2 separate regions of the Homo sapiens genome follow, and region 1 is linked to region 2. A link is a loop called in an ENCODE intact Hi-C map of the cell type or tissue named here. Cell type or tissue: heart left ventricle. All regions are shown on one strand.

What was found. Peaks named below come from ENCODE experiments on the same cell type or tissue, not always from the same donor. Only the 100,000 strongest peaks of a DNase experiment are listed, where the experiment ranks them.
Region 1: a loop joins it to region 2, with 2.3 times the contacts of the local background. A loop is called at or near these places in 4 of 110 quality-filtered maps.

Annotation. Positions count from the first base shown.
Region 1 is chr22:42,958,901-42,961,400 of GRCh38, reverse strand. The region is part of intron 1 of PACSIN2 (protein kinase C and casein kinase substrate in neurons 2); the gene reads left to right. Among named protein-coding and RNA genes, the nearest start is that of PACSIN2, 55 kb to the left of the region's middle. RefSeq lists an enhancer at 1,404-1,698. In heart left ventricle, no CTCF peak of the experiment used is centred here; a DNase peak (open chromatin) is centred at 1,430; H3K4me3 peaks cover 1,606 bases; H3K27ac peaks cover 2,311 bases.
Region 2 is chr22:42,881,116-42,883,615 of GRCh38, reverse strand. PACSIN2 (protein kinase C and casein kinase substrate in neurons 2) reads left to right here. Exons shown (of 11, transcript NM_001184970.3): 7 at 1,312-1,432. Among named protein-coding and RNA genes, the nearest start is that of ARFGAP3, 25 kb to the right of the region's middle. RefSeq lists enhancers at 599-1,172, 1,173-1,747, 1,748-2,322. In heart left ventricle, no CTCF peak of the experiment used is centred here; no DNase peak of the experiment used is centred here.

The sequences.
Region 1 (2,500 bases), 78 kb before region 2:
CATAGGACAATAGTGGAGGGAAGGTCAACAGATAAACAAGTGAACAAAGGTCTCTGGTTTTCCTAGGCAGAGGACCCTGCGGCCTTCCGCAGTGTTTGTCTAAACACAAGATTTTCAAAAGAGATTTTTAACCTACTTCGTTTTGTGTTATAAGGTAAGACTAGATGGCTGTTTTTAACTGAACATTTTTGAATGAATATGAGTAGCAAGAACACTGGTAAATAGTGTATATCCACTTAGCACAGTTTCCCCTTGCAGTATGTTCTTTTGCCAATTACGTATTTTCCCATCCCTACATACACCCGCTTGGGCCATGTTGAAAGGAGGAACCGCCCTGAACTGGCCCTGCCCTGGCCATTACCACTTAGATCCTGGCTTGCCAAGGGGAATGGGGGAGTGTGCATGTGTATCTTCTAGGAGGGCACCTAGCAGAAATTGATCCCTTGAAATATTTGTTTCCTGTCTGTTTTTGCAGGTTGGTTTCCATATCTACTCTTTCCTGTAGTGTCTGTATTTTTTGTTACTGTATGAGATTTTAAAAAGTGTTATTGAATAATATGCATACCTAAAGTGCACAGATCTCAAGTGTACATATCAGTGAATTTTCACAAGCCCAGCACACCCATAGCCAGTTTAAGAGCCACAGCACAGCTCCAAAACCCTCCTGGCACCCCTTCCTGCCTGCCTCCTCTTTCTCTTCCCTGTCCCGGCTTCGAAGGGTGTAGATTAGTTACGCCTTTTCTTGTGCTGGATCCAAAGGGAATCGTACAGCATGTATTCTTGTAGGCACAAGCATTTTAAAATCTTTCTCTCCTCACCTAAAGCTTTATTGTTTTTTTCTTCACTTTAAATTCTTTGTAAAAATTGAAGAAGCGAGGTGTTTTTATTTCCATGTAATCACAGTTGCGTATTTGAGTGTCCTAGTTCTTAGGAGACAGTCGTGCTGCTGAGAGACCATGGGGTCACCTGCCTGTCTCCAGGGGACTCTGTGTCCCCAGTCCTGTCTCCTGCATGAGGCTTCCTGTTCATCTGCTGACAGGCATTGCCTTGTTGTGTGTAGTCACAGAAGGAAGTTGACTTCCACATGTAGGGACAGTGTAAGATTATCCTGTGCAAGCAAGTCCCTGTCCCACTGACTGCTGTGACGCCCCTCAGATGCAGAGAGAGCATGCTGTCTTTTTTCTCTTGTAAGCAGGAGGATCCCAAATACAAGAAGATATTAGAAGACTCATGTATGGTGTAAGTTAGTTTGTATATAATTTGATTTTTTGTGTGTTGGGGAGGGGGTAGTATGAATTTTGTTCTCAGACCTCTTCTCCCTGATTTTCCGTGGAAATACTGAAATTTCTCTTTGGCCACTTTCTGAAAAGAGAGCTCTTCTGTGATGGCCACAGCAGGCAGGAGCGTGCAGTCTGGGAACCTGGGACTGTACAGCGAATGCAGCAGTGTATGGGAATGACCTTATCTCGGCAGCCAACAGGAAATGATGAAATGTGCTGGGAGAATTCAGCTGAGAGACAGAGGTCAGACATGCCAGCAGGGTTGGAAAGAGGCAGGTACGGAAGCTGAGCTGCAGAGTTAGCCGGCATCTGACAGAAAAATGTGAGTGTGCTGTGGAAGGCTTGCATTTCCTTTAAGGTAGACCTCTTTGAAAGTAGAATTTTCACGGAATTGTTTTCTTTCTCACTGAGTGACTGATTTAACAGAACTCTCACCTTCTATGCAAGCGCACCTAGTTTTAGAGCTCCGTGACGGCAATGTTCAATTAGTTCATTATTAACTGAGCAATGCAGAATGCTTTATCCAGGGTGCTTGGAGAAGATGTCAGAGTAAGTGTTTGATTTTCTTGGAGAATAGATTTCGGCTTAAACAAATGAAGGATTGTGTTTTGTAATTTTTGACTCTGGTTTTAGAACATACGTGCGTGTTTCCTTTCAAAATAGATGCAATAACTTTGCACCTTTGCTTTGGCATGTTTTAGAGTAGCTGACATACTTTAGCTGTATTTTTTTCTTACCGAGTAGCTAAATGAGTTACTTGAGTTAGCTGTTAATAGAGGGCTTTTCCCCCTACTTTAAGGCGTTAATGTTTATTACATGCTGCCATTTTCTTTCTTTACAGCCAAATCTAATCTACAAACACATAAGTGGGACTTGAGAGAGAAAGCAAATTATCTTTTCCAGGAGACTGTAATTGCTGTTTCATGACTGTTTACTGCAGAGTCTCTGATCACCTGCCACCGCTCCAGGACCCCTCCCGACCACCTTCCCATCCTCCCCCTCAGTTCTTCTCATTTCTCATCCCAGCTGGACCCTGTGCCCTCGTCCCCCTCTGAGGGCTGTCACTAGACACTGTTTATATTTTTGTCGGGTAACAAAATGTAAAAGTCTTATTGTTTTAATAACTGAGCAGCCTTATGTACGTATTCAATTGTTTCTTAGAAGTCATATTCTGGAATTTTTGAAAAACAGTGGCTCCCCTTTATTGCTGTGGTGCTGTA
Region 2 (2,500 bases):
GGCTCTCAGCCCCCAGGACAGCACATACCCTCTGAGACTTGGTTCTGAATTGTGATATGGAAGCTGTGCTGTTTCTTCTGTGCTTTCCTCATCTTTGGTTCTGTGATGCCTTCACCAGGGCAGAGGTCCCAGCTAAGTCAAGGACGTGGATTACTGTCATCCATCTAGCAGAACCGTGTAGGGATGCGTCACGGGTCAAGGCTTGCTGTTAATAGGAGACACATTCCGTTTGTCTCCCTCTGTGTAACAATCATCAAAAGCAACAGTTACTGCACCGCTGCTGCTCTGCCACCATTCCATTTTTATGATAGTCTTGTAAAGTGGGTGGCACTGACCCCATCTTATTGATGAGGAAGCTGAGGCTGGGTGAGATTAAATGACTTGCCCGAGGCTGCTCTGCTGGCAGGAGCAGGGTGAGGCTGGCCTGTGTCAGGCTCTTCTGCATGTGGAGTGACTCCCATCGTGTGGATGCTTGTCTGTCTCTGTGTCTGGATTTCCCCCTTTTAATACAGGCACCAGTCATATGGATTAGGGCCCCTGCTAGTGACCTCATTTTAGCTTGATTACCTCTATAAAGACCTTATTTCCAAATAAGGCCACATTCCGAGGCACTGGGGTTTGGACTCCAGCATGTCTCCTATGAAGGACACAATTCAACCCTTGATGGAGGGGATCATGCCCACTCAACGGAGGAGGAAACCGAGGCCCAGAGAAAGTACATGACTCACCAGCCATAAAGATTATAAGTGAAAATATCAGGTCCAGCAGTGATCCATACTCTTCCCTGGCAGGGCAGCTTCCTAGGAAGGTGAGCCGATGATGGCTGCCAGGCGGAAGGCAGCCCCCACCCCGTCTTGGTGGTGGGTGTGTTCAGCACCGGGTCATCTTCACGCTCTGCATTGGCAAGTCTGGGTATAAAGCTTTTCTGGACAGAGATGAGGAAGGAGGGGTACTTTCTAACACCCTCCAGTTTTCTCTTCCTCAACTCTGGGCCTGGTGAAATGGGACCACACAGAGTGGTGGCCCACACAGCCCACCTGCTGGTGCCTTTTGCATATGTGACACAGAGCAGGGCTTAGTCATTGCCACCTGCTTGGCTGGTTTGATTTAAAGCTCATTTGTCAGGAGCCATCTGTGCACGTGGCGGCCCGTGACCTTCCACCTGAGCCAAGGGAGGAGTGTTCTGGCTCTGTCTGTGAAACCAACTCACAGAGGGCAGAGACCACGGGACCTGCTGTGGCTGGCACTGGGCTGGGACAAAGGGTAGCTGGCCCCTGCCTTCTAAAAGAGCCACGTTTCTCTCTGATTTAGCTACAAAGCCATTTACCATGACCTGGAGCAGAGCATCAGAGCAGCTGATGCAGTGGAGGACCTGAGGTGGTTCCGAGCCAATCACGGGCCGGGCATGGCCATGAACTGGCCGCAGTTTGAGGTAAGAGGAGGGTGTGCCCATGAGCTCATCAGCCTGGAAGAGGACCTGGGCCCACAGAGTTGCTAGATGATGTCTTTCTCATTCTAGACTCTATGTTAGTGTTTGCCCTGTTTATCAGGCAGCCTTTAGGCATAGCTATAGTACAGACCAAGTTCTGGCATAGAGTCCTGGGGGGCTGCAGGCATTACCGAAGGCCTTCTGAACCTCTCCTGAAGTCGCGGTTATGTCCTCTCTAGTTGGGAATGTTTGACTGTCACTTTTTGGCCACTGGCATTCCCTTCCTTCCTAGTCAGTCTCAGGAGCCGTAGGCACACAGGACCTCAGGTCCCTGACCCACCCTGTGGGATGGCCAGGAAGGGAGCAGCCACAGTGCTCCCCTCACGGTGGGCCAGGGGAGGGGAGGTGGTCTCAGTGGGCAGCCCTCCCTACCCTTCCAACAAAGGACTTTTCCCTACTCCAGGCAGTAAATTCAGTGAATCCTGATTCAAAATGAATGTTCTTCTTTTCCCATCATGTGGGTCTAAGCTTTCATTATCTTTACATTCGAAATGCAAGGGCCTGGGGATCTCAGGACTCACCTAGCCCTTGGATTGGTCACTAGGCCCCACCTGGCACCCTGAAGGCAGTGGGCAAAGGTCCTGGTGCCCCTGAGGCTTAAGCACGTGGCGTCAGCTGCCCCAGCAGGGATGCTGAGGGCGACTACCTCTGCTGTGGGCGTGGGCCTCGTGGCTTCCCCGACTCAGCAGCGGCCAGAGCCCGGGCTGCATTCAGATTCTGCTCACCTCTGACCACCTGTGGGAAGCTGAGCAAACTATTCGCCCTTTTTGTGACTCAGTTTTCCCACGTGTGGAATGGGAATGACAAGAGCACCCATCTCCTGTCGGGGGCTGTTAGGGAACATGGTGACTTTGTCCACGCAGGGCTATTGACCCAGGCCCACCACTCAGAAACCTCCTGGGCGCCTCATAGCCTGCAGTTTTGTCAGTCCTTACTCCTGCACTTCTTTTATGGCCCTTAACAGGAAGGTTTTTCCAAATGACAGTGTGGGCCCTGCTGCCGAGCACTCCC